Linked DNA regions of Homo sapiens: regions 1, 2, 3, 5, 6 and 7 are each linked to region 4. Evidence: chromatin contacts called from ENCODE Hi-C or POLR2A ChIA-PET data. All regions are on one chromosome and are shown on one strand. The core of a region is the stretch at or near the end of the contact, and the rest is flanking DNA. Distances in the headings are between cores, read along the strand shown.

The links. Hi-C counts contacts between places; a loop is a spot of excess contacts on that map. ChIA-PET counts read pairs that join two places held with the same protein, here RNA polymerase II (POLR2A). Pooled maps may share reads with other maps.
Region 1: a loop to region 4 is called in a map of naive thymus-derived CD4-positive, alpha-beta T cell, with 32 times the contacts of the local background. The contact joins the promoter of ZBTB20 here to the promoter of BBX in region 4. A Hi-C loop is called at or near these places in 2 of 168 maps with a recorded cell type or tissue (CD4-positive, alpha-beta memory T cell and naive thymus-derived CD4-positive, alpha-beta T cell) and 8 of 50 pooled maps.
Region 2: a loop to region 4 is called in a map of CD8-positive, alpha-beta T cell, with 20 times the contacts of the local background. The contact joins the promoter of LNP1 here to the promoter of BBX in region 4. A Hi-C loop is called at or near these places in 2 of 168 maps with a recorded cell type or tissue (CD8-positive, alpha-beta T cell and naive thymus-derived CD4-positive, alpha-beta T cell) and 8 of 50 pooled maps.
Region 3: a loop to region 4 is called in a map of CD8-positive, alpha-beta T cell, with 18 times the contacts of the local background. The contact joins the promoter of USF3 here to the promoter of BBX in region 4. A Hi-C loop is called at or near these places in 2 of 168 maps with a recorded cell type or tissue (CD8-positive, alpha-beta T cell and naive thymus-derived CD4-positive, alpha-beta T cell) and 7 of 50 pooled maps.
Region 5: a pooled map shows a loop between it and region 4 (13-fold over the local background). The contact joins the promoter of NFKBIZ here to the promoter of BBX in region 4. A Hi-C loop is called at or near these places in 2 of 37 single-sample maps with no recorded cell type and 8 of 50 pooled maps.
Region 6: a pooled map shows a loop between it and region 4 (5-fold over the local background). The contact joins the enhancer-like site here to the promoter of BBX in region 4. A Hi-C loop is called at or near these places in 3 of 50 pooled maps. POLR2A ChIA-PET finds 5 or more read pairs at or near these places in 2 of 52 experiments (CD8-positive, alpha-beta T cell and naive thymus-derived CD8-positive, alpha-beta T cell).
Region 7: a loop to region 4 is called in a map of naive thymus-derived CD4-positive, alpha-beta T cell, with 21 times the contacts of the local background. The contact joins the promoter of CCDC191 here to the promoter of BBX in region 4. A Hi-C loop is called at or near these places in 1 of 168 maps with a recorded cell type or tissue (naive thymus-derived CD4-positive, alpha-beta T cell) and 6 of 50 pooled maps. POLR2A ChIA-PET finds 5 or more read pairs at or near these places in 1 of 52 experiments (B cell).

Annotation. Positions count from the first base shown.
Region 1 is chr3:115,145,801-115,148,584 of GRCh38, forward strand. ZBTB20 (zinc finger and BTB domain containing 20) reads right to left here and starts at 1,488. Exons shown (of 12, transcript NM_001348800.3): 1 at 1,419-1,488. RefSeq lists enhancers at 164-273, 2,004-2,213 and silencers at 954-1,223, 1,534-1,703, 2,264-2,483.
Region 2 is chr3:100,400,146-100,403,188 of GRCh38, forward strand. It overlaps LNP1 (leukemia NUP98 fusion partner 1), which reads left to right and starts at 1,394. Exons shown (of 4, transcript NM_001085451.2): 1 at 1,394-2,294. It overlaps TOMM70 (translocase of outer mitochondrial membrane 70), which reads right to left and starts at 944. Exons shown (of 12, transcript NM_014820.5): 1 at 481-944. The coding sequence starts at 804. RefSeq lists enhancers at 1-281, 963-1,072, 1,123-1,172, 1,183-1,272 and silencers at 643-722, 1,333-1,412.
Region 3 is chr3:113,694,945-113,697,911 of GRCh38, forward strand. USF3 (upstream transcription factor family member 3) reads right to left here and starts at 1,698. Exons shown (of 7, transcript NM_001009899.4): 1 at 1,426-1,698. RefSeq lists silencers at 1,029-1,418, 1,439-1,908.
Region 4 is chr3:107,521,280-107,524,289 of GRCh38, forward strand. BBX (BBX high mobility group box domain containing) reads left to right here and starts at 1,683. Exons shown (of 18, transcript NM_001142568.3): 1 at 1,683-1,828. RefSeq lists an enhancer at 1,300-1,349 and silencers at 1,750-2,059, 2,090-2,179, 2,290-2,359.
Region 5 is chr3:101,848,098-101,850,803 of GRCh38, forward strand. It overlaps NFKBIZ (NFKB inhibitor zeta), which reads left to right and starts at 1,417. Exons shown (of 12, transcript NM_031419.4): 1 at 1,417-1,820. The coding sequence starts at 1,532. RefSeq lists enhancers at 476-1,313, 1,108-1,402 and silencers at 896-2,095, 1,144-1,315.
Region 6 is chr3:114,212,930-114,215,639 of GRCh38, forward strand. No RefSeq gene overlaps it. Among named protein-coding and RNA genes, the nearest start is that of ZNF80, 23 kb to the right of the region's middle. RefSeq lists an enhancer at 807-1,480. Within about 2 kb of position 1,387, at least 12 of the 41 ENCODE cell types and tissues checked have a DNase peak (open chromatin) inside an H3K27ac peak, as active enhancers do; they include CD8-positive, alpha-beta T cell, where a contact is called at or near this core.
Region 7 is chr3:114,054,963-114,057,855 of GRCh38, forward strand. CCDC191 (coiled-coil domain containing 191) reads right to left here and starts at 1,564. Exons shown (of 17, transcript NM_020817.2): 1 at 1,415-1,564. The coding sequence starts at 1,504. QTRT2 (queuine tRNA-ribosyltransferase accessory subunit 2) reads left to right here and starts at 1,775. Exons shown (of 10, transcript NM_024638.4): 1 at 1,775-1,902; 2 at 2,037-2,144. RefSeq lists an enhancer at 1,306-1,715.

The DNA of each region.
Region 1 (2,784 bases), core at 238-2,737, 7.6 Mb after region 4:
ATCACTTAAATTTAGTGTCTACAGCTATTTATTTATAAAATGGTAATTGTGTTTTAAAACTTTCAATGGCAACAAGTTACAACAGTAACTTCAGAATAGCGTTCACTTGAAAACATTGGGTGAATGGCCTCTATAATTTTTTTAGCTGAAATGTATACACCGCCACGCAGTGAGGAAACTTGACTTTAGCACCCTTTTGGTATTTTTAATAGAAAAAACAGTGGAGAAGATTTTCACATGTCTAGAAAGGTAACATGTTCAACTTAGGTTTGGCCAATGCTGATTCTGAGGACAGTACTACACCCGCAAGCTTCCAAACTACTTCCTGATTCATTCAGATTTTCATTGGAGAGCTGTCATCCTGCTACTGACCTCATTCAACCCAGTTCGGAGTGAGAGATCAGCGGATTACCGCGCTAGGTACCGTAGCTGTACGCCATATTGTGTTTTTCGCTAATGTTTAGTTTGTGTGTGTGCCTAGCATATGTTTGTGCAAGTGTGTTTATCAATAGAACTTTTAGAAAATCCCTGCCTCCTGCCTCTTCAGCATCCTTAAAAAGGATAACAGCTGGGGGCGGGGGGTGGGGGGAGGACCCAAAAGCCACACAGACAGGAATACATTAAACAGTGTACGAGAGACGGCATTTGTTTTAAACTTTCAAGAACCTTCCAACCATTTTTATATCAGGAATCAAAAAGTGTTAACATGTTTTAATGTTTCCGAAGTGGCCCAAAGAAGAGAAAGAAGGAAAGGTGTGTCTTCCCTTCCCAAGCCCCCTCCTCTCTAGTCGTAGAAGCGAAGCAGGCGGGGGCCGGGAGCTCCGGCGTCTGGAGAGACATCCAGCGGCTGTGGGGCCAGGACACCTCCTGCCCCCCAGTTCTCTGAAGACGCTCCAGAGACCGCGAGAGCCACGGCAAGCGGGGGAGGGCGAGGAGGGAGGGGGCAGAAGACAAGCGGGCGCCTCTAGCAGCTCCTGAGCCCCGGCTAGTCCCCCTCAGCTCCTCTTCTTGGAAGCAGCGGCTCCAGGCGCAGGGAGTAGAGAGAAGAAGGCAGAAGACACGTTTCCAGCTGCGGGACGTCCCGCCCGCCCCGCCACCCTTCGACCCTCCCGCGCCTCCCTCCCACCTCCCCGCCGGGTCGGGCGAGGCAGCCGCCGGGCGCTAAGAAGGGCGCCGGGGGAGGGGGCGCGGGCGGGGCGGGGCGGGGCGGGGCGCGGGGGCGCGCGCGCTCATCCAGCTCAGGGCCCGCTGGCTCGCCGCTCTGTAACTCGCTCCCCCAACCCCACCCCGCTCCCCTCCTTCCCAGTCCCGCCGCCCCCCACTCCAGGCGCCTCGCAGACGCCTCATCCCCCTCGGCACGCACACACTCCTCCCTCTCTCCCGCCCGTCCCACAACAAATTAGAGTTTGTGGCATTACCTCCTCGCGCTCTTTAATCTTCTTTCCTCAACTCCTAAACTTCCCCCCGCCCCTACTTCTTCGGCAGAAGGCCCACATTGGACGCTTCACTCCGCGAACCCTCTATCTCTCCCCGCTATAGGATAGCTCTCACGCCAATCTTGGCTTCAGTGAGCCAATGAGAATGGGACGCCCCTCGTGAGGTTGCCGCCCATAAACAAAATGCACTCTTCCTTCTCCCCTCCGCCCCCCCGTCCCCGCCCCTTTCTTCCTCTTCCCTCATCTCTGTCACCTTCGATTGGGCTAAAAGAGGCCCAATCCGCTATCTCAAACATCCATTGGGACGCGGAAACTTCGCTCAGAGAAGTATTAACAGGCGATTGGTGGACAATCCTTCCACTTCGCCCACCCCCACAACCCCCTCCCCCCGCCGCACCTTCACCCTTTCTGAAAAGGTCAATCGTATCTCGTTGTTCAGTGATCCGGGAGGTGGAAGGCTATTGGTTCAGGGAGCCCGTCAGACCGGACTGGAGTGAGCCATGATTGGTCGACACAGGCGCAATCAGGTTAGGTTGCTTACTCCTCCGCTCCTCCCTCCTTTTCCTCCACGCCCCATCTCCCCCACCCCCTACTGCTTTTACTTTCTACGCATTTCTATTTCCTCCTTTATTTATTTATTTGTGATAAACTTAAATGACCCGGCGACGGAGGCGGTACTCTAGGAGAAGGCTGAGGATGACGAGCGGCGGCCTGGGGCCAATTGCCGAGAGGGCTGCGGGGTGAGGGGCAGCGGCGGTGGCCAGTGAGAGGCAGGTGTCTGGAGCGCGCTGGGCCTGTGGAGCCGGGATGCCCCAGCGGAGGCGGCGGTTACCCGCTGTCTGGCGCGGCGAGCTGCGCCGGGGGAGCCGCGGGAGCGGAGAGGGGGGTGTCGCTGTCTTGGACAGCTGAGGCAGCGGGATGGAGGCTGGATCCCGGGCGGTGGGTGGGAAAGCCGGAGGGAGGGTCTGGCTGGCGGCAGCGCGCAAGGCCGCACCGGGTCACGCTTGATTCCCGCGGAATGGGGCGCAGGTTGCCAGACCGGGTCCCCAGTGCTAGGGCTCAAGGAAGAATTTGTTCATGCAGAAGATTTAGAAAAATACTATGTAAAAGAGTTTGGAGTAAGCCTCCCTTAATATAAATGAGATTTATTATCCTGCCGGAAAAAGCAGATTATGTTTCTTATTACTGAACGCCTGAAGTACCAACGACTCAACCAGAGCCCACAGAATTCAATATCCTGGGTGGTAAAAGGAACAAATAAAGCAACACGGAAAATTAAGTGTGGTTCAAATGCTTCAATAAAATCTTCGTCCTCAACCATTTGTCATTCAACATAGCACTCCCCAGA
Region 2 (3,043 bases), core at 144-2,643, 7.1 Mb before region 4:
TAACCGTCACTGTAGTTGCCCACTTACCCCCAGCAAAAACACACTCCAAAAGGGGGAGTGGCTCATTATTAAAAGGCTCTTAGCGATTAGGTTGTAGGCTTTGGAAATCACAGAAACAGTTCGTATCACGATGTACCAATTGTTAATCGAATTTAGCTTCCTTCACTTATTAAATACAATCATCACATTTGCAAATGCCCCACTCCCATCTACAACACTAGGGATAAATGCTGTGTCACTGAGAAGAAAAGCAAAGGATTTTTCTGAAACCAAAAGCAAACTGTCAAAGAATGCCAGTAACCTGTCATCGAGCTACTCTATGCCCTCCACTGGCAGCCAGAAATGAGTCTCCCTAAACCCAAGTGTTGTGCTGCCGCTTGGCAGCTTCCGTCTGATGGGAAGCCCCCTCACTGACACAACCCGCCAAGGAAAAGCTGCACGAGCCAGTTTCCTCCTCTACGGCCTGGGGCTGCTTCTCACCATGTCCAAGTGAGCACCGGGACCTTCAGGGTGTCCGCTGCCCGGGGCCGGACTGGCCCTGCCCTCCGGGGTCTTCCGTTCGCTGTTGCGCTTCAGGCCGCTGGCGTCGCCCCGGCCTCTGGCCTCCCGGCGCCGTTGCTGCCGACTCCACAGGTATATGGCACCCGCGCCCAGCAGCAGGGGTGCCCCGACCGCCAGAGCCAGCTGCCATCGCGGCAGCCCCCCCGTGCCCGGGCCCGCAGTCCCGCCGCCGCCCACCCCACTCCCGGAGCTCGGTACAGCGGCTGCGACCACCGCTGCCTCCACAGGTTTAGAGGCGGCCATGACAAGTGTCCTCTGCCACCGCCTCCCTGTCTGTCGCGAGCGCCACAATCACCAAACAGCGTGCGAAGGAAGACCGAGGGAGGGAAGGAAAGCAATGAGCGAGCGAGCACGCTAGGCAGAGAGAGCGGACGACAGAAAAGGGCCAGAGGTCACCGGAAGCCCAGGGCATGCCGGGCCAGACCTGGCCGTCCTTCTCCTCCAGTATCAACCGAAGAGGGAGAGGAGGGGCGGAAATCACTTCCGGGTTAAGGGAAAGCGTGGGTGTGAGTAGGAGTCTTCGGAAACCCTTTTTCTTTCTTTTCGCCCCGCTGCTGTTCGGGAGATGGACTTCTGGAGTCCCCGTCGTAGCTGGTGTTGTCCCCTCTACCTTCAGGAAAGAAGGGCAGATGGCCCTCTTGCCTACTGAAGCCGAGGAGGGGCGCGTATACAGCGGGCTAAGGGCGCTCAAGAGATCCGAGTGGAAGAAAAAGCAGCGGCACAGCACTGGAATGGGCGGGAGTGGCAGAAGAGTTGTGAAGGCTATTGGCTAGCAAGGGTGGTGGGCGGGGCGTAGACCGAGCTACCCAGTTTACTGGTCGATTTCGGATCCAGTTTTCCAGTTATAGCCACGTTGGCACCTCTTGAACCTCTGTGGCCGTTAGCACGGTTTTCTGCCCGCGTGCCCGAGAAACCAACGGATTAGAAGGACTTTTAAAGATGTGTGAGGAAAGAGCTCACCGCTGAAGAAGGCTGCTGCATCACTGAACTTCTTATCACTAACATAGCGAGATTTTAGTTTGGACGAATTTGAGGTTATAGGGGAGATAGCGATGGCAGAAGACTAGGTGGAAATGGCACATCTAGGTTGGCTGCAGTCGAAACGGTTTGAGCGTGGTCGCTGTGGCTCATCGTCGGCACCAATTAACGAAGCGATGACATCTGCGTTGTTAGGGGTTTCTTAAACTGAGTTGGTAGAAATGCGAAGCGTCAGGGTTCCCGCCGGCTTCGAGCCTTTCTTGGCGTATTTGTATCTTGAGCTGATTTCTGCGTCAGCCCACATCTCGCTCTGATCCGCACGCCCCCCGGGTTGTTTTGCAGTAGCAGTCTCAGCCCTCTTCTCGTCTCATTCCCAAATCGTAATTTCAGTTCACAGCTTTTTATCTATAATAGCTTTATCAACTCTTTTTCCGATGCTCTGCACCAGATCTCTTAAAATATAAAATTACCTTGCAAGGTATTGTTTGGAATACACGGTATTTTCATGAAGACAACTATTAATAGAAAAATCAGAGTCCAGAACTATGGTTCTCCATTTCTGGTATACTGGTTTGCAGAAGCCTTACATTAAGATTTCATAAATGATTGTTTTGCTGTTAAGTGCAACAACATCACAGTAGAGCTACATAAAGATTGAAAGGAGATATTTTATCAAGTGGCACCAGAATGGACTGATTAAAATAGAATGGCCTAATTGGAAAGAATTTCAGGATCACCGGTTTCTCCTGCTTCATGTAAGTTCCTATTAGTAAATTGCCTTCAGGCAATAGGGTTTCTTAGCAACAGACTAAAAAAATGGGCTAAAAATAGCAGTGGAATTGAGTTGATCGTTGCAGGCAATAGGCTTTTCTCCCCTCCTGATCCCCCAATCCCCAAAGGCAAATTTTCTGCCCCTTAATATAAGCTCTGCCTTGCCTTTTTCAGAACACAAGTTAGGATTTTTTTTTTTTTCTGAAATTTCAGTTTTGCTGTGGCCTCTTGGAGGATTGTAGAGTGCTAACAATTACAAACTTGATAGGAACTAAAACATATTTGAAGTTTTTTTTTTAAACCTTTTTCTTATTTATTGGAGTAAGCAATACACTGTTACGGTTAAACTCCAAAAGTTACAGAGTTTACTGTGAAAAGTCTTCCTTCAGTCCCTGTCCTCAGCTGCACAGTTCCCCTCTCCAAAGGGAATCGGTGTTATTTTCTTGAAACATTTTTTGGATTAATATTTATCTAAAGGCCTGATTTTGTTTGGCTTTATTTTTAAGGTTGGCATTAGTAAACGAATCTGTTCTGGTTACTTTTATACTTTGATAAACATCTCATTTCCATTCTCTAGCCTATGCTATTCTCTCATTTTCTCCTCCATTTCCTAATTGATGGTACTGTAGAGCCAAATAGAGTGTCGCTTACTGGCTTTGGGACCTTACTGATCTGATGCATGTTTTTCTAATCTGTGAAATGGTGAAAACATCTACCTCTCAGGCTATAGTAA
Region 3 (2,967 bases), core at 448-2,947, 6.2 Mb after region 4:
TGATGCAGGAGAATTGCTTGAACCCAGGAGGCGGAGGTTGCAGTGAACTGAGATAACACCACTGCATTCCAGCCTGGGCGACAGAGTGAGACTCTGTCTCAAAAAAAATAAAAGAAAGTTTACGAACTTGTCTTCTTGTCTTGGGCCGCATTAAAAGCCGTCCTTGGACGGGGGTTGGAAAAGCTTGGCTTAGGCTAAAGCAAAACTGCTTTAGGATTAAGCATTCATTCTTGCATGGATACATTACACTACTTCTGCTTTCAGAAGTGCAATTACAATGTATTTTACTTCTTTTGTAACAAATACTTTGAGTACTTAAAGAGAAACAACACATGTATCCCAAACAGCAACTCTGTACTATGTTAAACAAGAGTTCTATGGGAGAGAAAAAAGTCATCAAGGTGAATGGAGAGTAGGACAGCCTGTTGATCCTTCAAAAGGCAGGTTTGTCTGTTTGGTTTTCTTTACAAAAGAGCAAACCTGGGAATATGTTTCAGGATCCATGTAACTCACCGTAAGATTTATTCAAGAAATCTGTACGTTGTTTATAGGTAAGGAAATGTCTTCTTTGCCTACACAGTTGGCCACGACTGTCTTGATCTGTGTGGTGTTAGGTTACTGTATCTACTTGATGGTAAAAATGTTACAAGAACGGAAGTTGAAATTCTGCACTTTGGTTTATGCAGTCTCATATTTCCAGATAAAGTTAATAAACGCAAAGGACCATATCCCAATGTAACGAGGAGGGTTGGGAGGACAAGCTTCAAGAACGAGTGGGGTGAATTCAACTATCAAAATTGTAAACATGAACAAGAGTCCAGGAATCTTATATTTCATCCGGATACATGAAAGTAGATTTCAAGAGTTGGTCATTCACTTGCACTGCTTCTACTCAGAAAGCAAAAGAACGGCTTCTAAAAAGAAAACACAAGCCTAACACTTCGACAGAGGGGTGAGAGGGAAAAAGCAAGCCACATGAGTCTGACGAACGGGTACGAAAGAAATTCAGAGGGCAAGGAAAGAAGGGGAATGAAGAAGACAGGAAAAGGTGAAGGAGGCGGGCAAAGGCCATCTGGTGTGAACCTGGCTGCCCAGCTCTTTATGCACCCAGGGCAGCGTGGGGCCCCTCTCGCCCCGCGCGCATCTAGGAGCTGGGGCGCAGTGCGAGCCCCCCACGGGCCTGGCAGCCGGGGACGCAGGGCGGGCGGGAGATGAGGGGTGCGCTCGCCGCGGGCGCTGACGCCCCACCAGGTGCCGCACGCAAGGGTCCCCAGGAAGGAGGCGCACTTAGCGCAGCCCTGGCCTCCCGGAGCAGGAAGGGGGTGGGTGGAGCTGAGCCCGGGGCCGCCCTCCGGAGCCGCCCCCGCAGCCCTGGCCCCCGCCCCCCGCCCCGGCTGTCAGCGGCCCCCTCCCGCAGTCACTTACCCGCCGGCTGCGCGGTCTCGGCCGCGGTGGCGGCGGCGACGGCGGCGACCCCCGCCTGGGTCATGATCCCAGGAGGGGAAGGCAGGAGTGTCTGACCGTCTGGGCGAATCTCTCCGTCCGCGGCCACCGCCTGCTCCTCCGGGGCTGGGGGAGCGCGGGCCCAGGCCCTCCTCTCCCCCCGCCCCCGCCGCCTCTTTTTGCGGCCACCGCAGCCGCTGCGAGCCCGAGCCCTCAAGGCCGGAGACCCGGCGGCAGCGCGGCCTCAACTTTCCCAGCCCCCCTCCCCCCGCCCCTCCCCGCCCCTCCCGCGGCCGCAGCTCAGCAAGCGAACAGCCTACCCTGGGCGCGCCGCGTTCCCGCCTCTTTCACTCAACCCGCCAATCAGGCTGCGGGAACGCTGCCGTGGTAGCCAATAAGAAGACAGAATGCCGTTGCACTACGCTAGAGGGCGGGAGGAGGCGGAGAGGAAACCAAGGAGTGAACGGGGATCGGGCGGCCCAATGAGGAGGGCCGGGGGGCGGAGGTGTGCAAGTTGGGTTGAAGAAACAGGAAATATTCTTAAAGGTAGAGTGACGGACAGGAAGGAAAGCCAGTAGGTGAATGGGAAAGAGGTGGGCCTGGTTCCTTAAAGGGGACGCCTTGAGAACCTAGAAAAGAAGGTGTTTTAAGAAACTTCTTTGTATCTTCTTCTGTGGTCTCTTTTCTTCGTCTTTCGGTAGGAGTTTGGAAGTGGAAAAATTGAAAAGGAAGAGGGCACGGAAGTCTTTCGGAATAGTTAGCCCCTCTTAACGTGGAGGGCAGGAAGGTGAGAAGATACGTCTTAGTAAATGTGGAGAAGAAAGAATCAGACGTTTCCGACTTCTCGATAACTGGAAGATTGTTGCTGACTTGACGCTGCTCGCATTCGTAGGCTGTGGTCTCTTGTCATCCTTTATTTGCAACAACACACAGATTTCTGTGAATTGGAGATGGCCATGTTCAGAAATGCCCTGGGGGCCTCCCAGCTGGGACAAGGGAGTTTGGCATTGGGGGATGGGGTTTGAGATCTCAAGCCTGGGTTACTAAATACCTGGATCTAGGAGAGGTAGGGCCAGGGGTCACGAAATGGAGACCTGAGTGCCCCTTAACTCCAGGATCTGTGTGGAGCCCTTGGAACCGTGATCACAACTCCCTCTTCCTAGTTTCGCTTCATATTTTATAACCTCCTGCTGAAACAGGTGTCCTCCACCTAGTTGCGGTTATAGATTTCCAAGCCCTTCCACAACCAGATTTGGAAATATCCCAGATCTTAGATGTCCGTGGGCTAACTTCCAGAAGGTGCACACAGGGCATGGCATAATGGGAATTACTTGAGCCTGTATACAGAAGCAGCAGACATCGCATTGAGCAAAAGGGTAAAGGCTAACAGTAACGGAGTCTTATGTTTGTACAGCAGATTGAAAAGCTATGATGAAACGGAAGGCCTGTAATGTTGCTTATAAACTGTGGTACTAATAAACAGGCTAGAAATTTTCTTTAACTCATCCATCTAGGCACACGAAG
Region 4 (3,010 bases), core at 433-2,932:
CAGGCATGATGGCAGGTGCCTGTAGTCCCAGCTTACTCGGGAGGCTGAGGTGGGAGAATCTCTTGAACCCGGGAGGCGGAGGTTGCAGTGAGCTGAGATCACGCCATTGAACTCCAGCCTGGGCTACAGGGTTAGACTCCATCTCAAAAATAAAATAAAATAAAATGCTGTGATTTTTTATATACTTTTCCTTTTAAAAATGATTTTTCTAAAAAAATAAACATCACATTTCTAAATACCACTTTGTTTTCTGAACTTTTTAAACTTTTCTGATTTTGTTTCTCTTTCTCCCTCTTACACAGGAGTGCTCACATGCACACATACACTCTTTTAACAACTTTATGGATGCGAGAGAAAAACCTTAAGACAGCATCAAGGAAATAAAAGGGGAACTGAAATAAGTTGCCCTAGTTGGGTTTTCTTTAAGTTTTAAAGCTACTTACCTAGGCCATAAAATCGTAGTGTTTATGTAATCTCCAAAATGTTTGTATTTGAGAATAATTCACCAACTCTTAAAACGGAAGGAACCCTAAGAAAACATCTAGGCCTAAGATAATGCCTGACACATAGTAGATGCTGAATAAACATTTAATTGAGGGAATCTGGAAAAGCTTCTTATTTTAATCTTAAAAATCAAAACCAAGTCTGAGCATTGGAGAGGTTAAGTAACTTGCTCAAGATTGCTCAGCTGGTTAAAGAGTTTAATCTACAATTTATTCCTTCTAATTTCCAGCTTTGACTTCTTTCCACCAACCTGTTGACTTATGTGTATTGAACTGTCTCATATAATCTTCTGAAGTTGCATTGTTGAAAAACAATCAGAAAGACCAGTCCTGAGGTTCATCATCTCCAAAAGTCATGCAACATATGATGTTCACATGAGATGTGAAATATGTAAAGAGTCATATATTTTTATATATAATATGCAAAATATAAATCATGTATATATTGAATCAAAGGTCTGTTTTGAAGGCTAAGGGTCAATAGCCAATCTTCCATGACTTATTTTACCTAACAGCACAGTTTGCATGTCCACACAGGTGATGGCAGTCCACTGACCAGTTAAAAGTTGTTTGGCTATTTCAGCAAAATGTTTATCTTTGTGTGTTGTTATATTGATTTTTTTGAATCTACCTACGAATGAGGCACTAACAACCTCAATGCATTAGAGTCCTGATAAACTTATCTTGCACTATTTTGGCCTATGTGATAGCTAACCCATTGACAAAAGAAATCCAAGGTGATAAAAGCCTTTCTTGGCCACTTGTTAGCCGGGTCAGGCTGTAAAATCGTAACACAATGCAGGCCTCTTCCATGGGGCACCAAAAGGCAGCGATGAAAAACCCCCCTCACTTCCATATCCAGTGGAGTTGTAGTTTATTACCATAACCCTCCCAAGTCAAAAGGACACCAGTTTCAAGCCTTGCAACTTGGTGCAGACAGGGGTTTTCCCCTTTACCCCACTCTGCTGGGCCTCTTTACCTGTCCTCTCCTACTGTCTACAGGTCCCGAACATTAGAAAATAGAAAATGTGATGATCTTTGTGTGTCTCTGTAAAATGTGTGTATGTGTGCGTGTGTTTGGGTGTAACGGGCCTCTTGTTTGGCTGCGCGGCCTGTCCGTCACTGCGCGGGCCAATGGCAGGCTGCCTTATATAAAATGAGTGTTTTCAGTCTCTCCGGGTTGCATGTACTGTATGTGGAGCAGTGTACAGTGAAGCGGAGGCAGAGCGGCTCCGCGAGCTTCTCTCCACTTTCCCATAGAGAAACCCTGACTGGCCGCTGAGGGCTAGCTACACACACGCCCTCACGCCCGGCGAGCCCGCGAGGTAGGCGCCCCCCATCCCCAGCCCTCCCTGGGCGCACTCCCCTCACTTTCTGTTTTCCTACTCACTTGCGAGCCGCCGGGCTGCAGCCCCAAGGACTCCGCGGCAGGAGCAGCGGCGGCGGCGGCGGCGGCGGCGGCGGCAGCCGGTAGGGTGGACTTGAGGAAGACGGAGGGAACCCCGCGCGTCCGGAGCCGCCGCCAGCCGGCCCGCTCCCTGGGCACTTTCCCCCTCCGCCAAAACTTTGGGTCGGGAGAGGTCGGGGGCGAGGGTCGCGGCGGCCGCGCCGGCTGGGGCCGGGGGGCGGGGGGCGCTGAGGCAGTGCCCTGCGAGCGGGAGGCTGGGGGCCGGGCTGGGGAGTAGTAGGCCAGCCGGTGCCAGGCTGCGTTTGCAACCAGCACCTCTCGGCACACAGGCAGCGCCGCCTGAGAGGGGCACGGGCGCCGGGGCGCGGGCTGGAGCGGCCCCAGGAAAACAACAACAGAGCCCTCACGCCGGCGGGCGGCTCGTGGCCGCCCGGGGAGCCCCAAACTTCATCTCGGCGAAAGTACGTGGAGCCCTGCCTGGTCTCGGCTGCCGGGGAGGTGGGGCCTGGGGAGCAGGGGCAGTGGAGGAAGGTACGAGGAGCCAGCCTTCGGTGGATTTATTGAACGTTTCGTCTGCGTTGGTGACCGGGAACAGCAGCCCAGTTGCTCGTTCATCTGGAGAGTTGGGATTTGGGTGTTCCGGCCCCGCAGATCAGTGCCCTCTCACCCCCCACCCCTACCCAAATGCGCGGCGAGTAGAGAAAGTGCTGTTTTAGTGCCAGAGTAGCCTGGAGGAAGAATAGGGGGAGAGGGGGAAGAGGGCGAGGGAGAAGGGGAGAGAGAAGAGGGAGGGAAGGGGGGGGAGAGAGGGAGACAGAGAGAGAGGGAGAGAGAGAACGGGAGGGAAGAGAGGAGGGGGAAGAGGAGGAGGGAGGCTGTGTCAGGATTTTGCTTGAATGTGGGATTATGTTGTGTCAATAAGTTTAAGGTGGAGAGAGCGAGGCTGAGGGTGGTGGTGGAGGGGAGGAGGAAGGCCTTGGCCGTTTAAAGTCTTATTTCTGAAGGTAAGTTACGGCTTTGCCTGGTCGCGATGACAGAAAACTTGCAGATCCTTTATCCGGGGATGGGGTCGATGCCTCTAGAAAGAGCTCCCTAGCCC
Region 5 (2,706 bases), core at 167-2,666, 5.7 Mb before region 4:
CTCTCCTGGGCTACTGCAGTGGATCCTAATGGCCTCTGGGCTCCTCATCTTCTCTCAACTGCTTGCAGATTAATTTTGCCTACCTAAAATTCATGTTTTCTCAATGTTTATTAAATAAAATTCCAGTGTCTCAGCTGCTGGAGGTGCTCCACCCAAAGGCACCAAGTTATCTTTTATATTTAATGCCATCTTCTCCTCTTGACAATCGTAAAAGGGGACTATACACTCTAATATGAACCCTCTCCTTAATTCTTTGCTCTTGTTCTTTCTGTAAATGCTGTGGGCCCCAATCCCACCCATCCTTTAGGACCTATCTTAAATGCCACCACCCCTGCAAAGATTTTCCTCCTGACCTCCTTTTTCCTCTACCAGACCTGTTGTTTCTCCTTTTAGGTGGCTCACTGAACTTTGTATCCCTCGTGTTATTTAATCATAATCGGTTTATTTAAACATAGCATGTGTGTACTTAACCTTATCATTCCCGCATTTTTTGCTAGTTGGACTTGAACAAATAGTTGTATAAATCCATTGGAAAAAAGTATTCAAGATAGGAAAGGCCAAAATTACTGTGTTAGTTTATCAGATAGTGTAAAGCTATGCAGAATTTTAAAAGTTATATCTACATATACTACAGCACCTACATGTTTGTGTATTATTTTGCTAAGATGGCTTTGTTCTAGTATTGAAGGATACAGAAGTGTGGCATTACTTTTTATTCATGGCTGCACCTAAAACATTATTTGCGTCCCAGCAGATAATTTGAGAACATAAAAATGCTCCAACATCTCTTTCAGTTCGGGATGTTGCCTAAAACCGTCGACAAACGCTATGTTTGAGAAGGGAGGCTACGCTGGGGCGCCGGAGGAGACAGGCCCTTAAGAACCTTCCAGAGATGCCTTAACTGGGCTAACAGCTCGCCGCGCCGGGGCAGGCAGAGGGGTGCGGGGCGCGCTCCTTCCAGGACTTGCCAGTCCCCAAGAACCAGGCCAACCGGTTCCCTCCACTGACTCCCGCCTCCCTCTGCAGGCCCAGCCCTGCGCCGCGCGCCCTCTCCCCGGGCGCCCAGGCCCGGCGGGGGCCTAGAGGGCAGGGATGGCCCGGGCGAGGGACGGGGTCCCGGAGGCGGGAGGCGGGAGGCGGGAGGCGGGAAGCGGGAGGCTGGAAGCCGCGCGCTGTCGGGGTTTCCCGGTGAAGGGCAGGCAAACAACCGGTCGGTCTGGGCGGAGCCGGGCGGGCGGGGCGAGGGCGGAGGGCGGAGGGCGCATTGCCTCATCCTGTACATTTTACTGGAAATCGGACGCATCCGGAGGAGGGGCTGGGAGGCGGCCCGGGCACCGCCAATGGCCGGGCCGGGCGCCGGGGAGGTCGGCGAGCGCTGCGGCCCGTTAAATACCCTGGCAGTCCCGCGCCGCGCCCGTACTGGCCCGCGCCGTCCGCCCGCCGACAGCTCCCTGAGCCAGCCCGGGAGGCAGCCGCGCGCAGCGAGCCGGTGGCGCAGGTGTCGGGGTCCTCGAGCGCCCAGCCTGGGAGCATGATTGTGGACAAGCTGCTGGACGACAGCCGCGGCGGAGAGGGGCTGCGGGACGCGGCGGGCGGCTGCGGCCTCATGACCAGCCCGCTCAACCTGAGCTACTTCTACGGCGCGTCGCCGCCCGCCGCCGCCCCGGGCGCCTGCGACGCCAGCTGCTCGGTCTTGGGCCCCTCGGCGCCCGGCTCGCCCGGCTCCGACTCCTCCGACTTCTCCTCTGCCTCGTCGGTGTCCTCCTGCGGCGCCGTGGAGTCCCGGTCGAGAGGCGGCGCCCGCGCCGAGCGCCAGCCAGGTACCCGCCGGCCCCGCACCGCTGCGTACTCGGGGCGCGCACGCCTAGGAGGTTGGGAGCGGGACTCCCCAGATGGAGGGTGGCCCCTGCGCCCTCCTTAGAGCTAGGACGTACGCACCTTAGCCATCAATTACCACTCCCCGCCTTGCCCGGGCCGGGCGCCTGCCTGACCTACACGCCCTTCGCCGGCCCGCGGAACCGGCTCCCTCCCGCGGGCCTCGGGGGGGCTTCAGAAACCGCTCGGCCGAGCTCTGACTGCCGGGCGAGTGACCAGGAGATCGCTCGCTCTCTAAGAAGCAGCTTTGTTGAGTCATAATTAATAAACTATGATGAGATTTGGGGTCTGATGTAGGTGTAATTTTCTTCTTGTGAATATTTTAGTGGAAAGCTGTAGCAGAGGATAAGGGTTTGGGAATAGCGTTAAAGGTCATGACTTATTTCTCAGTTTTTATGGAATTTTTCAGTAAAAAGACTTGACCGTCAAAGAAAAGGAAACTGCTGTTATCAAGGTGAAGCCGGGCTGAAAACCAACTCAAGTTATGCCTTTAGTTTGGCGAGTTTCGGAAGTCTGCCCGGAATTTTTGCGGTCTTGTTTTTGTTGTGTGTGCCTTAAAAAAAATGGATAAGCCATATCTAGCAGAGAAAGACGTAATGTTATCTTTCATGGGCTGCGAATTGGTTTCCTTTCTTAGTGAACCGAGTTGCATAATTTGGGGGAAAACAGGATGCCCCTGTGGGTAGGCTAGAAAAACGCCTCGATAATTGAACGTTGAGAGTAATTAGCATGATTTTAAAGAACGTCTCTTTCCGGTGTTTCCCACTCTTAGCCACTCCTGTTTTGGTTGTCATTTATTTTAAAAAGTGATATCTCATTTTCATTTTAAGT
Region 6 (2,710 bases), core at 137-2,636, 6.7 Mb after region 4:
GAGAATGGATCCAGACAATAATGTGTTTTCATTTGTGGTTGCTTATCTTTTGTCTCCAACTGGCAAGCTGGAATGATGTTGGCACCACACGACAACAGCAGGGAGTCACAGCCTTTTCATAAATGCATGGAGAAATGAGGCATCAGCAGGTACAGGTTACAGTGACTCAGGTGGGGCACAGGAATTTCATGATTTTAAAAAAGGATTCCAGATTCTTCTGTTCTCCTTGCCAAAGGCTAGTCAATTTTCCCAGTTGCTTCTCTATTGCCCCCATCTTATTCAAAACTGCACAAATTCAAATGACCCCACTTCATCTAGACAAAAACGTAAAAAGAAAAGACAGTCAATCAAGATTCTGCTTGATTAACATCTTGGGAGAAGGCTAACATGAGTCTTCAGGGATGAAAATAAATGGCTCTGAGCCTGGGCTGTGGTCATAAACCTGACCTTGTCACTGCCTAAGCGAGGAAAGCAATGGAGGAAATTAGAGCTCTCGTTCCAGTGTGATTACAATTGTACCCTTAACAGGACATGACAATGTTTTTTGGCATTCAATTATGTTTTGCTATGCGTGCATGCATACACTCACACACTCACACACGCAGAGCTAGAATTGAAATCATCTCAAGTGAGAATTCTTGTGATGCATTTAAGGGGCCTGCATTTGACAAGTTGCTACCTAGTTATGGACTAAAATCTCACCAGGCACCCCCATAGCTTATCGCCTGTCATTTCAAAACAAAGACATCCTGCTTCCCCTTTCTGTGTCACACCTCATCGACTCATTCTCAGCAGACTCTTACTTTCATTACAAGCTCGGTGCCACCTCCCGGACTTTCATCAGATGAAAACTTGAAAGAAAAAAAAAACCCATTCCATGTTTTGACTTGGACTCTAGGTGTTGTTATTCTCTCAGTCCAGCTTGAGAAAAAAAAAAAAAAAAAGCCCACCCCACGAGGGGGCAGGCCTGCTTTCCTGTCTCCTGCCACCACACAGTCTCTGAAGTGTGTGAAGAAGAGAGGAAGAGACAATTAACACTCAGCACCAATCTGCATTTCCTTTTTAGCTGCCATTTACACGCTGCTCAGGTTTTGAAAACCAGCATTTCATGCTACTCCCTAGAGAGCCAGCACCAGCTTCAGCAGGATCCATCTGCACAGCACTCACATTGCTGAAATCTTCAGCCAACCCAGAATTCATTTATTTATTTTTTGAAAAAAAATGAGAGAGAGGAAGTGAGAGAGTACGAGTGAGAGAGCAAGCAAGCGGGTGAAAATAATAGATTAGAATCTGGTAATATTTAATGCGCACGCTTGACCAATCCCTGCGCTGGTCCAGGCAGGGGTGAGTCAGTGGAGTTTTTCTTTGATCATCTTCTAGATTAGTGTGAGCAGCGAGCGAATGAGCAAGAGCGTGTGACAACAGAGGATGACAGGCTGTGAGGTTCGAAGCAGGAAGGACACACTCCATAAGTCTCGGCACTGCTCATCAGCCCATGTGTCAGCACGCTCTTGCTGATGGGAGCAGCGGGGAGAAACGCCATACTGGGAAGTCACTGCTGGTGTGGGACAAGTTACAAGATGCTTCTGGGGGAGGAAAATGTGTATCATCAACTCCTCAGGTCTGGCCAACTTGCTTTATTTCCTTTAGCCCCCAAAGGGTGGAGCATTGAAGCATAATAGCTTCAATAAGCTTTGTTATTTTAACATTATTATTTTTTAAACTGAATTCACCACCACAGGAGGTCACAGAGTCAATGGTCACAGCTGGCTTTTAAAAAAGGGTTGAGTCACTTTGTGATTGATAAAACAGACTCAGCCTGAGATGAGGGCAATCAGGTTTCCTGCTTGAAGGCATCAGTTGATCACTACAGGGGTCGGAAAGAAGTGTTTTTCTTACGCAAGTTCTGGCATAATAGTCTAGGTGAATGCAAAAAAAAAAAAAGTTAGTCTTTTGATTTGTTTGTTTTTGTTTCTAAGAGAGAGCAGAGCTAAAAAGCCCATCCTTACCTCAGTAGACCAATGAGTGGTCTGATTCCATCTGGCTCTGCTGCTCAGATGGCAGTTGTGATGATAGTCATGCTACAGACACATTTACCAACTAAGCAGTGCAGACAGTACTCTGCATTGGCCCAGATTTACCTAGGAACAAGCACAGGTGTGCTCAGATAAGGAAAATACCTTAGGTCAGGAGGTGGGGTGAGCACATGGTTGTTAAAATAGAATTTAGTGAGTTAAAAAAAAAACCAGCAAACCAACACAAGACTCATAAGTACCCTATAGTATCTGCGGATGCCGTTACACGTCAAGTTAAACCACATCTTCTCAGGATACAGGGGTGTTTTGCAGCTCTCACATTAACACAGATGTGTAACGTGGGTTTCTCAGCCTATCAGAGATGGGGCAAGATAGGGTTATAATAAACAGCTTTTGTTTTTTTTGGCTCTGCCCTTACTAGGGGAGACTTCCAACCTTACCAATTCTCAAATAGTTCTTGGAGTCCCTGGTGAGAAGGATGCCCCTCTTCCACCATTCTGACTTAATGACACTGGAGCCACACTGCATGGGTTCAAATCCCAAACTCATTCCTCCACTCAAAATGTATTTAAGGGAGTGCCCACTGTGAACTTGACATTATTCTAGATGCTGAGGAAAGAGCCATTCCACATTTTCCTGTAATTTTGGTTCTAGTGAAGGTGTAGAAATGCAAA
Region 7 (2,893 bases), core at 314-2,813, 6.5 Mb after region 4:
TTCCCAGTTCATGAATTGCTTCTTACTCAAATATACTCTTTAAAATAATAATAATAATAATAATAATAAAATAAGGGGATATCTAAACTAGCATACTGACACATGGAGGTGGGAAAAATATAATACTCTTTCACTTACCTAACACTTTACCTTCAAAGCATCTTACTGATAACTAACGCAGCTGTACTGCTTAATAATTTTGTCACTGCAACAAAGAAAGAGCTGATCTAATTAAAATACAACTGAACTTGAAGAAGCCCTATGTTTTTACCTTTTTTTCTCTAGGCAGTAATAATGAGCACTAGCAGCAAAAATCCTTCCTTTTGGAGTCCTAAGAAATTATTCTAAATTTTTACCTTTCATCATCAAGTCCATATCTATATCCTATCTTGGATCCAATACATTATGCAACTGATGTATTGAAATAGCAGCAGCCTCAGTTTCCAAGTCTCCCTGATGCTTCAGTCTGTGCCCTCTAGTATCTAGGGCAACATATTTGTCATGTGGAATATGTCCAATGCATTTAGCTGGTAAATTTAGAATAAATCGCAAGAACAATCGCCTGGGGCCCTCAAAAAGGCCACATACATCTACAGAATATTATTTAGGAAAGTATAACTTAAGGGTGAAAACAGCTGGTGAAACTGCTCTGTAGCTGAAAGCTGAGAAGCTTCTCCATTTTAGTACTCTCATTTAGATTTTAAGCATCTTTTTGGGGACTGTTAAAAAGGTAGTCTGTGGAAAGCACACGGTGCAACTGTGACTTTGCACATGTCACATATGTTTCAAGTTTAAAATGGGGTTATTATTTTTTTCTTATCTTCAGGTGCTAATGCATCCAAATGGGTGATAGATACGGAGAGAATCTATTTTTTGAAAGTTGGTTGAATTTAGAAATTACTATGTGAATCAAGTATTAATGTATTCAATATCCATTTGCACTCCTGAGTTTATTTAGATACTTTACGTAAAAGTGAAGGGGCAGGAATATAGGCAGGGTATTTAATGTGAAGCTCTCTCCCGTTAATAAAGATCAATTACCCCAAGATTTGCAAAAAAAAAAAAAGAGAGAGAAAAAGAAAGAAATGTGCGAGAAGTTTCCTAAAATTTAAGGTAGGGGGAACGGAGTTTGCAAACTCCTTTCACCCCGATGGGCATTAGCAGACACCTCCGGTTTTAGAAAAGCGTTACAAACAGTTCTTCCACGATGCTGCCCACCAAAGCCGTAATGTGCCCAGACCCCAGAGCTCCTAGAGCATTTCACTCAGGGTAATGCTGGCTTTGGGGCGGTCAAGGCAGGGGCGTGTCAGCTCAGGATGAAGAGGCAGGAAGCACAGACGGGCCGCGACTGGCTTCCTGACTGCGCCGCGCCTTGGGAAAGTCCCCGCCCTCCAAAGCTCTCGATTGGGATCACCTTGGGACTCGGCTTCCTTGTGAACCGTTTCCAGCGATTCAGCCCCATCCTTTTCTTTGAGAAGGACCTTCCCTGAGGCGCCAGGAGCATTTTCCAAGTTCGAGCCCGAACCTCGGCCAAAGCTGCAGCAACCGCCCTTCTGCCCGGGCTGCCTCCGGGTCACGCTGGGAATTGTAGTTCCTCCGCCCGCAAGGAAAGCAGGCATAGGACACCGTCGAACCACCACTCCCACGAGGCTCTGCGCAGGCCGCTCGCGTTGGCTCAGTTACCATAGCAACGGCAGAGGTCCCTCGCTCTTGCCGTCATCAAGGCTCGCTTGAATGTCGGCTTTGCTTTTTTTCTGGCGCCCAGTGATGACGCAGTACTCCCTGATTGGCTCTGCACTGGAGGCAGTGATTTTGGGGCAGAGAATTTTGCAACACGTGGTAGTGAACTGTGAGGAGTTTGAGGGGTCTGAAGACTGAAAGAGTCGAATGGTTTGTTGGCAGGTAAGTGCCCCTTTGCCCTGCTGGTGTGGGAGCTGCTAGAGATGGATGAGTCACGTCGCGTCCAGACGCTTCCTGGTTGTGTTGCAGTAACGGTGATTGTACTCCCGCCATGTCTCCTCTGCTTCCCTTTTCAGGGTGTCCTGGTGGATTGGTTTCTGTAAGTTCAGATTCTCATAAATCGTGTGAGCGTCGCCGACACCTCTGAGATAAAAGGGCCCCTTTCGACTAGCCTCTGCTGAAAGGTAGAGTTTTCAGGAAGTTTTTATTCCGAACTGCCCATGGGAGGGTGGGACCGTCTTCAATCTCTGAGCCAGGTGCCTAGGGAGGTCTGGGGCCATGGAGATGGCCCATGGAGCAAAGATAAATCCAGGCTTATTGGCTTAGCCGAGGTGTTTCCAGAGACAGCCCATTTAGGGGTGATAAATGGGCTTATAAAGCAGAGTAAAGATTTAGAACAGGAGTTTTGAATTCAACTACTTTGTGGCTATATGACCCTAGGCAACTTGTTTAATAACTCAGAGACCCTGTTTTCTCATGCAAAATGGGGACGATAATACCTGAATCACTGGAGTGTTGTAATGATTAAAAATAAATGTATGTGAAGCATTCTGCCAGGAAATGTAAACTAAAGTTGATTTGAAATTGGTGAAAATGAAGTTAGGGAAGCTATGCCCTCGGACTGTTGCAGCGATCCTAGGACCAGCTCTGTAACTGGTCTGTCTGAAAGGCGGTTGAATAAATTGTGCTCATACAAACTATGCAGTACCACGAAGTAGTTTTTTTCAAAAGGGTAAGTTAGCTTTATGTCTCTTCTTCAGGAAAGACGTCTAATGTTTATTCTTGAGAGAAAAGCAAATTGCAGAGAAGTGCATATATTATAGTATAATATGTTTCCATTTTTGTAAAAGCAAACCCTGACCAAAACACTCCCTCCCATATGCAAGTATGTTTAAATATTTGTATGAGAATGGAGAAAGATTGCAGAGACTGG